2 separate regions of the Homo sapiens genome follow, and region 2 is linked to region 1. A link is a loop called in an ENCODE intact Hi-C map of the cell type or tissue named here. Cell type or tissue: HCT116. All regions are shown on one strand.

Region 1 (5,000 bases):
TTCTTCAATATCTCACATTCTGAACACTAGAAACGCATCAACTAATTTTTTTTTTAAGCTCCTTGAAAAGAGTTCAAAGCTCTTTGAAGGAAAGACAGACCTTGTGCTTGGGAATTTCGGAATACTGTGACATTAGAAGCCCTGACCACATATTTAGTAACTTTCTTCATGAGTTTTTAATAGAATCTGATGACATTTTAGTACTACACAAGATTTTTTGTTCAGCAACATATTTTGTAAATTATACTGTAATGAATATTTAAAAGTATATTTTAAGAGTGTTTCTACCCTACCCTGAGATATTTAAAATAAAGACTTGCTACATTCAGGGTAAAATAAAAAGGCAGATACCTCCCAGAAGAAAGATTTGTAAGGAGCATAGTCTCTTCAGTGTGTACTATTAGAAACAGACTGAGAAAATGAAAGGAGATGCGTGCTCTGTATTTTAAATCATTTTAAAGAAAGCCATGGTCTTCCCTTTCTTACCATGTCTCTTAAAGTTTTATGACTCCTAGTAAGAGACTTTCTTTTACAATATCAGTACCACTTAGAGTTATTATTAGAATAGAATCTATTTTTTATATGCTTTGGGGCAAGAAGTATTTGAGTGTGTGCCTTGTAAAGAAGCATGAAGCAGTCAGAACTCCTGGGCTCCTAGGGACCCTGAGGTCCAGTGACCTCCCACCCCCCACTGTCAGGATCTGCTCTTCTTGGAGTTCCTGCAGAGCTTGCTGGCTTGTTTGTAAAATACAATGAGAGCTTTATAACCCCCCTAAAGTCCTGGGTATTGTGTGTTTAGATAGTAAGGGTTAGAGAATAGGTTCATGCTCTTTGTAAAATACTTGTTAAAATAAATATAAAATTACCCAAATAAACTGTGTATTAGACTGAAAACCAAATGCCACTTCTATGAATGATGTTGCATGTTGAGGTTTCTGGTGTTAGTGGGTAGCTTACGTTATTGAAGGAATTATTTTAAATTGGTGGCTGGTCTTGGCAAAACCATTTAAAATTGATGCCTTCCTACATTAAGACAAAAAAAACAGTAAATCTGTTCAGGATCTTGAAATCATTAAGGAAGCTGTTGTTACAATGTTATCAACTTAGTTTTTAGCTCTGAAACTTCGAAAAGCCTTAGGAGGGCACCACCCTACTGACTGAGGAGGGCACCGCCCTACTGACTGTGCGGAGGGCACCGCCCTAATGACTGTGCGGAGGGTACCACCCTACTGACTGGGGAGGGTACCGCCCTACTGACTGAGGAGGGTACCGCCCTAGTGACTGTGCGGAGGGCACCGCCCTACTGACTGTGCGGAGGGTACCGCCCTACTGACTGTGTGGAGGACACCGCCCTGCTGACTGAGGAGGGCACCGCCCTACTGACTGAGGAGGGCACCACCCTACTGACTGAGGAGGGTACCACCCTACTGACTGAGGAGGGCACCACCCTACTGACTGCGGAGGGCACCGCCCTACTGTCTGTGCGGAGGGCACCGCTCTACTGACTGAGGAGGGCACCGCCCTACTGACTGTGCGGAGGGCACCACCCTACTGACTGCGCGGAGGGCACCACCCTACTGACTGCGGAGGGCACCGCCCTACTGTCTGTGCGGAGGGCACCGCCCTACTGACTGAGGAGGGCACCGCCCTACTGACTGTGCGGAGGGCACCACCCTACTGACTGAGGAGGGCACCACCCTGACTGTGTGGAGGGCACCACCCTACTGACTGCGGAGGGCACCGCCCTACTGTCTGTGCGGAGGGCACCGCCCTACTGACTGAGGAGGGCACCGCCCTACTGACTGTGCGGAGGGCACCACCCTACTGACTGAGGAGGGCACCACCCTGACTGTGTGGAGGGCACCACCCTACTGACTGCGGAGGGCACCGCCCTACTGTCTGTGCGGAGGGCACCGCCCTACTGACTGAGGAGGGCACCGCCCTACTGACTGTGCGGAGGGCACCGCCCTACTGACTGAGGAGGGCACCGCCCTACTGACTGTGAGGAGGACACCGCCCTACTGACTGTGCACAGCATTTCCGAGGTCCTGTCTTGAAATTAGGGCATCTTACGAGATGCCAGATTTTTATTCAGGGCCCCCTTCCTACCCCCCATAATCCAGGATGTTCAAGTATGTAGATTCTGGCCAGCATTCTGCGTGACAAAACATAAATTTAGGGTAACGCTTTTTGTCAGAAATAAATAAATGAGTGAGTGTATGTGATGTGCTGGACTGGTTGGGTTAGAAATGGCTGGCGCTTTCCAGAGAGCGGGACTGCAGGGATCAGGACGCGCGCCGGCCTCGCGCTCCCCCTGCTGGCCGCGCCCCGCGCTCCCCGCGCTCCCTGGCTTCCCCTCCCAGCCGCCTATGGGAGGTGTGAGTACGACTCTGAGACAGATGACTCTGAGACAGACGTGAGCACCGCAGCGGTGATCGGCAGTGTAGTGACTCCTACACTTCAGCCTCCTCCTCCTCCTGATTTTCAGTTAAACAATGTGGTGATTGTAAAATAAGATTAGGAATGATGTACATTAGAAAATGGATAGGCTTATCTTAATATTCAGTGCTGGATTTTTAACGTAATTTCTATACGTAGAGCAAAAATTAAATTTCCAGATAGTTTCTGGATCATTTTGCATGTTATCACATGCATATTTTTGTTTTAAATATGGCTTTGATGTATCACAAGTTGAGAACATTTGAAAGAATTTATAATACTAAAAATAAAAGTTTTAACTTACTACTTACCTTCCAGCCACTGTGTTGCTTTGCATGTGCTGACCTTTCATATATTGATTTACTTTGCGAAGGTTCTAATATATCAGTAAAGGCTGCCACACACTAACAGATGGAATCCAGTTGTCCTGTATGAACGTAGACAGTCAGCATGAGTTTTGTAAGGGCGAGCATGAGATGTGTATATGTGTATACATGTGTTCAGAGATGATGCTACTTTCTGACATTATGGACAATTATAAAAAATTCTGGTGAGTGGATACGTGTCCTAGGAAATGCTAGAGCCAGTATTGACATTTCTCAAGCGATCTAGGAGTCCAGCAGTTTGAGAAGATAACCTCATTCTGCACTCATGAAGCCCCCTTCAAACTTAGCAGGTAATATGCTTGCAAATTTTAGTAATAATTTTATCCTTAAAAACATGTTTATATAGGTCGGCGGACAGAGTGACAATCAATATGCATAGTCTGTAACATCAAAAGTTGGGTAGCTCCAGTTTGTGTAAACTAGGTGTGAGGGTTTACTTTGAACTCCCTTGTCTCTTAATTACGTGTCATATGTTGGTTTCAAACGTGGTTTTGCTTCCCTGTTTAGTAGCTGATTCTTGCATTAATACTTTTCTTATTTATACAAAAAATATAGTACTTTTTTATGTTAATGTTCAAGGGAAAACATTTTATATAATAACTATATAGCAAGCAAGGGAAAAAGCTTAAATTCTGAGTATAGAATAGGCAAAATGTTAAATTTCTTGGTAGGCAAACATGTAGGTTATGAAATAATTCTTTCAGAATAGACTTTAAATTGTCTATTGTGTAAATACAGGTTTTGATTTTTAAGAACTAAGGTGATAAATTGTAACATTAAGAATTGTTGTGCTGATACTTATTTAGGGAATTCTTAAAGCACAGATTATTGAGCCAACAGACTATAATGGCCAAAAGAAACCCTTCTTATTTCGCAGATCACTGAGGCGATAAACGATAATGGCTCAGCCACATCTATAGTGTGCGGTCAGCCTGCATGTACTACACACACTTAAGGCTTAGTAGTTCATATCCAAAAAAGAATAATAAACTTCAGAAGGAAAAAGACTATGTAGCATCACTTTTTAAAAACTAATACTTTTAATTTAAACTTCGTAATGGAAAAGTTGTTGCTCTAAAATTTAGTACTTAGATTTAGTGCATGAGTTTCATTTATTTGAAATGCAGAAACACAAATGAAGGTCTGAAAATTACTTATTTTTTTCTTGTCTCTTAAGATTCTACTAGCAGTGGAAAATATAGGGCTTATTTGTTTCAAAGATACTTAAAAGAATATGCTTTTTATAGGAATTTCAGTTAGGTTAATGCATAGCCCTATATCAGTTTTGTAGTCAGGGTCCAAATTCGAAATGAAGAACTGATCCACAAATAGTTCAGCTGATGAAAGACAAGCAGTGTTAACAGTTGTGTTTTTCTGTACGTAGTCAGCCATGTACAAAGCTGTTCTTCTCTGCTAGTGCAGAGTAGCATGAATGAATTGGGTGTCAGAGTCGAGGCTTTTCAAATTGTCCTATATTCACAGGGAAACTACAGGACAAACTAAAATAATTTAGTTTTCTGCAAGAGTTTAAATTGGCTATTTGAAGTTTTGCATTTTACTATTCTAAACTACTTCTTTGTAAGGGGTAAGTACGCGTGAGTTTTAAAAGATGGGTGAGAGTGTTTGGATGCCGACATCCTGTTCACCCAGGGTGACATCATCAGCAGTAAGTGTTGCACAGGCACTTTGTTGAATCATGGATAGGGCCTGAGACTTTACAGCATTCGACGTCTGCTCCAATTTGCCGTGTACATTGATTGCTTAGGAACTTAGTAGTATGATGTGAGTTTTAATTTTGAGATGGTTTGAAGTGTTGCTGTGTCATGGAGATAAGGTCTGATTCTCACTCGTCCGAGCATTCATTTAAAAAAAAAAAAAAGCCTGATCTTTTCTTGATTAAGCAGGAGAATACCGTATTTACCCTTTATTGTTGGTATAAACCATTATTTTACTGAGAACCATTAGCTATTTAAAACTTGGTACATAAATTAAAGAGGAGCTAAATGGATTTGTGATCGTTGCCATTAGTAGCATTTTAGATTATACAGGCAATTATTGTGTTCATTATCCTAGAACAGCCCCTTTGCAGAATCATTGTGGTTGTCTTAGACATTATGCACAAATTTTCCCTTGGAGATTAAAATTTGCAGTAGCATATTTAATTTTGTTATTGCA
Region 2 (5,000 bases), 250 kb before region 1:
CCTTAAACGAAGCTTTTGTACTGCAGAATACATCTGGCTGTGTGATTTTTTTTTTTAAGCAAGATTTGTTTTACTATAAATAAGTGGATTATTTCAATGCAGGCAAAATTGTGAAGTTCTGTTGGGAAAGATAGCATGCTTTTCGTGTGCAAGTACCTGTCAGTAATAAGCCTTTTTTTTTTTTTTTTTTAATTTAAATGTTTGTAGCTGCTATGTGGACAGTTGTTTTCTAGTGTGGTCTGTAGCCCAATAACTGGGGAACGAGTTACAGACAAACATCACCGTAAATGACTCACAACATTATAAACAGTTGTGAGAAAATATTTCACATTATCAAAGCTGTACAATAAAAAGGTAATGTTTGTATAATGTGGTTGCAAACTCTTAATTTATACTATTGCACTTTTAGTATTTTGTATTAGGGAGGTTTGTCTATAATTTGAAAATTTAAAAAAATGTAAAGTATTTTATAAATAGTACTTCAGTTTAAGGAAAATGGGAAAACTGTTACAGTTCCTTGTTTTGTCTTATGGTCAAACAATATTAGAAATCTCTGCCACTTGAAAAGCCACCAAGACTTGTCAGCTTTTCAGTAAAGTAGGGCCTGCCGTTTCTTAAATTAAAATGATTTATTTAACTTTTCCACAAAGCCCACTTTAAAACTGTGACCGCCCCCTAACGAAACCTTGGTGAATTCATCCTAGGACTATGACGTCAGTACAAGCCAGGAAGGAACTAGGATAACCTTCTGCAGGTCTGATTTTCATGTAAGCGGGTCTGTCTCTCTCTCTCACCCACAGACAAGATTGTGGCTGCCTGGTGGCACTGGTCACATGTACAGTAAACCCAAGAGAAATGGCAAGTATCAGGCAGTACAATCAGTCATGACTTTGAAATTTTCCGAGTTCCTGATTTATTTATTATCTTCTCAGATGAAAGCAAAGCACAGTGTCCTCTGATTTTTCAGAACACAGCCTGACGCTGATGGCTGAGCTGCATCCAGCCAGGAGGGCCCCGGAGGCTGGGGCGGCCGAGGCAGCACAAACACGGCGTCGTGAACTACCTCATTTTCGTGCGTTGCAAGTGTGCTGGCGTCTGACACTATGAACTTCCAACAACAAAATTGTTCAAGAGATGCTCTGGTAGCTGGGTAACTGCAAGGAGTTGCATGCCCCTGAAGAAAGAATCAGACAGTGAAGTCTTCTCGGTCGAGACAGAAAAATAGAACAATCTTCTCCTAACAACCACAGCAGCATCAACAATCATTGTAAGAGGATGGGCTGTTTGTGCCAGCGTGTCACTAAACAAAAAGTATCAAAGACTCATTAGCTGTTTATTTCTATTGGAAATCAACACTGAACTCTACAGCTCTGTTTTCCACGGTGATGAGATGTAACTTCGCCCCACCATGCCACCTCTTCTCACGGGATGAGGGCTCGGGGTGTCTCAAGCATTAGGCAGAGAAAACTGAGGTGGCTTAAGGTCACTGTGTTTCAGCAGTTGAATGTTTTCATTATTTATCTGTGTCCTTTTTGGTGTGTGTGTGTGTGTGGTTTTTTTGTTTGTTTGTTTTTGGTTAGTATTTGGTACCATATAGTGTTCTCTCTTCTCCCAAAAGGATGTGTATATAACTAAAGAGAAATGTAAAGTGTTGTAAATAAGATGGCTCATGAAGGTACAGTGAGACTGACCCTCCTGTGTGCAGGGCTAGGCCATCCCTCTGCATGGTGAAGAGAGACACTATTTTTATACTGTAATGCCATGCGGGGCTGGGACCTCTCTGAGCAGCTGGGGATTGTTACCTAGACCCAATATTTTTTATTATTAAATCTTGTGGCTTGACACATCTGCTGACTGAAATGGATGTCTTAGTCTAGGTTACTATTTTTGTCATATGGAATTGAATAAAATGCAGGATGTAATGTTATTTCTGAGTTGCATTCCTTGATTTTTCTAATGGAGAAAGTGGAATTTGAGGAGGTCATTTGTGGTGGGTGTGTATCCGTGGTATTTCCACCAGGAACGTCAACACAGCTTGGCAGCTTAGATTTAAGCAGTGTCTCAGTGCATCTTGATTGGTCTTGAAATTTTTGTTTTTTGCTTTTTTCCAAAATAAAAATTCAGCCTCCTAGTTGTGGATTCTTTTTACATCTGTGATGGAAGAAGATGTGGTAGAAAATTCCTACATATCAGAGACTCCGCAGTGCCCAAAAGTGACCACTCGGAATTGCCTTCCCGTTGTCAGCATGAAGTGAAAATACCGGCTTTTCAGGTCGCTTGAACAAATAGATGTGCATCAAATCACATGACAGGACAGGAGTGGGTGGGACGGTGCTTACAGTGTGGCAGCAGCAGCAGCTTTGTGAGCTCATGGTGGCAGCTCCACACAGCTTAATTCCAGATGGAGAACGTCCTTAATTTAAAATAAGCTTTACTTCACTGATAACGGTTGATAAGAATGATTTTATAGCTCCTGGATTTCAAGATATGTAATCAATTTCTTCTTTTTCTTTTTTTTTTTTTTTTTAATTTTTAAAATGAATAACTACTGATAACCTAGAAGCTACAGTAATTTTTACCTGGGACGTGCCAGGTGGATTTTAAGGAATGATAAAGGTACTAACCACTAAACTAACCAATCCAGGCCAACCTTCCAGCAGATATTATAAGCCTTAGAAATCAAACCATGTAGATTTCAATGCTAGAATAGAAATTATAAAATGTAAACTGACTAGTAAATTCAATTTTTTTAAAGTAAGGAATTAGCAAAAAATGTACAGCCATCTAAAGTAATTAATATAAACTAACATGCAGGAGAGAAGGGATTTACTACTTGTATTTCAAAAATACTTCCAGAGGTAAGATCAGAGGTGTTTGGCTTGGCAAGCCTGGGTGTTTGCTGCTTTCTCATGCCAACTGTGGTGATGTAGACTGTGTATCAAAGAATCATAAATGCCAACAATCCCTAAAAATTATTTAAATACATTTCTAGGTTCATTACAGGAAACATTAACATTTAAGCTAATTAATAAGTACTACTAAAGGGCTAAAAAGCAATTGTCTTCCAGCTCTCGCTGTTTAATTTTGGCCCCATGGAAGCTCGGAGGCATGGAGCCCCTACCTGCTTTTCTGCGTTTGGCAGGCGTTGCCCAGTCCCCATCTTGTGTTTTACGAAGCCACAGTGAACATCAGGGCCATTTCTTTATTGCTAGGCTGCATGTATGTTTCCAGCCCAACCAGCTTCAAATCCCTGTATTCACTGTGGCTGTTTGTCTAACGCCGCAGACGTCCAGACCTCTCATCTTTCTGGTGCACGCGTGAAGCTGGAGACCGTGCTGCACATGTGTCATTCTCGCCCAGCCTGTCACCCGCCAGCTCACCGCCAACCTGAGGGCCCCGTGTTCAGGCCTTTGTGTTACAACCTTGTGCTCATTTGCTAATTACTGAGACAGGGAGCCAGTACTTGTTTATTCCTTTGAAAAGTTTCTTAGGACACAGTGCTTCATTGAAAAAAAGAGGGCATGAAGCGTTTATACCGGCAGGTGCTTCATTGAAAAAAAGAGGGCATGAAGCATTTATACCGGCAGACCTGTTTGCTGCTTTTTAGCTGTGTTAAAACTTGGTCTACAAAATATTCTATATAACATGAGGAAGGAAATGACATTCCCCTTTTTCATTTAAGAAGGAAATATTGGGCATTAATTCTCAGTATTCTTTATGAAGTGAAAACTTTAAAATGAAATCACAATAGAGGCTTTTTTTTGTTTTTTGTCTTTCTCCTTTCAGCATTTCTGTACCAAGCGAGGCTTGGGGCGTGACCTCGTCCTCCCTGCATCGTCCTGGCTGGTACAATCCACGCTGGGACCCGGGGAGAGGGCCCTACTTGGAGAGGGTTCTCATTCCTCCTGTGCCATGTAAAATCTGCTTTCCCATCTGTAGGAAGAGGGTAGAATTTGATGACATTCAAATCCTTTTCAGTTGTAAAATTCCATGTTTTTTTTTTTAAAGAACTACCACTAATGTACATCTTTCTCTTTACCCAAAAATAATCATGAAAAAAATTGATGGTATTTATATAGAGAGAGAAAATATGAGTTATTACCTAAAAATATTCTCCCATAGATATGAAAAATCAATTACAAATAAATTTGCTAAAGAAACTACATGGAATCATTTTTGGATCATGAAAAATGTGTTTGTATCTTTTATAAGAAAAAGCCATTGAACTTATTGATGTTAAAAATGCAACTATACTTGGTAAAATAAAATCAAGCTGTGAACTGATGCTTACTGCATATTCTGTTAGATAAGAGGTGTTAGAAACATATTTGATTTTTCCATGAGTCCTGCACACAAGTACACGCACAGCCCCTTATTACAGCACTATATATTCAAAAGAGTATGCAATTGAAAACAATGTGGTTTTTTTTCTTGTTGTTCCTTAGTAGAATATCAGAGAGCCTAAACTATGAACATTGGTGTTACTGTCCTGATTTCTACCACCGTCTGCATCTTTGGCCTGTTTTCATTGGAAGTATCATAGATTGTCATTTGGACAGACCATTCCTAGCGAATACTGGCCTTTCGCGGAGCTTGGAAAACCCTGTGGGAAAATCAGAAAGCTGGTAAGATAAGAGGAAGAAGAGATGTCACGGTGTCAGATTATGTTTGTATTCTGTTCTGTCCAAAGTTCTTTACATCAGTAAATGAAAAACAAAACAAATGATGCATAGGCCACGCCCTGCAGTGAAAGATGCAAGAACTTGTTCATATTGGTATGAATCGTTCACTGTATATGATTCAAACATGTGGAAATAAATGTTTGATTACAGTCGTTCCAAATGTGATTATTTGTGAACATGGGAAATGGGTAACCCTTCCCCCATACTTTCTAAGTTGGTATGATGCACCTATTTTAAATTACAGAATGATCTATAAACTAGAATTTTTACAGAAAAGTGTAAATTATTTCCTTCATTCCTCGTGGTTATTTTAGGTAT

Evidence for each region. Peaks named below come from ENCODE experiments on the same cell type or tissue, not always from the same donor. Only the 100,000 strongest peaks of a DNase experiment are listed, where the experiment ranks them.
Region 2: it touches region 1 in a loop (4-fold over the local background); 1 of 110 quality-filtered maps calls a loop at or near these places.

What each region holds. Positions count from the first base shown.
Region 1 is chr18:79,244,390-79,249,389 of GRCh38, forward strand. All of the region lies in intron 11 of ATP9B (ATPase phospholipid transporting 9B (putative)), which reads left to right. Among named protein-coding and RNA genes, the nearest start is that of NFATC1, 150 kb to the right of the region's middle. RefSeq lists an enhancer at 931-2,130 and a silencer at 2,192-2,401. In HCT116, a CTCF peak has its summit at 2,318 (motif pointing left); DNase peaks (open chromatin) are centred at 1,292, 2,034 and 2,302; H3K4me3 peaks cover 1,924 bases; H3K27ac peaks cover 1,149 bases.
Region 2 is chr18:78,997,844-79,002,843 of GRCh38, forward strand. It overlaps SALL3 (spalt like transcription factor 3), which reads left to right. Exons shown (of 3, transcript NM_171999.4): 3 at 1-1,126. LOC105372225 (a long non-coding RNA gene) reads right to left here. Exons shown (of 3, transcript XR_001753514.2): 3 at 3,554-3,933. Among named protein-coding and RNA genes, the nearest start is that of SALL3, 21 kb to the left of the region's middle. In HCT116, a CTCF peak has its summit at 655; DNase peaks (open chromatin) are centred at 708 and 2,288; H3K4me3 peaks cover 451 bases.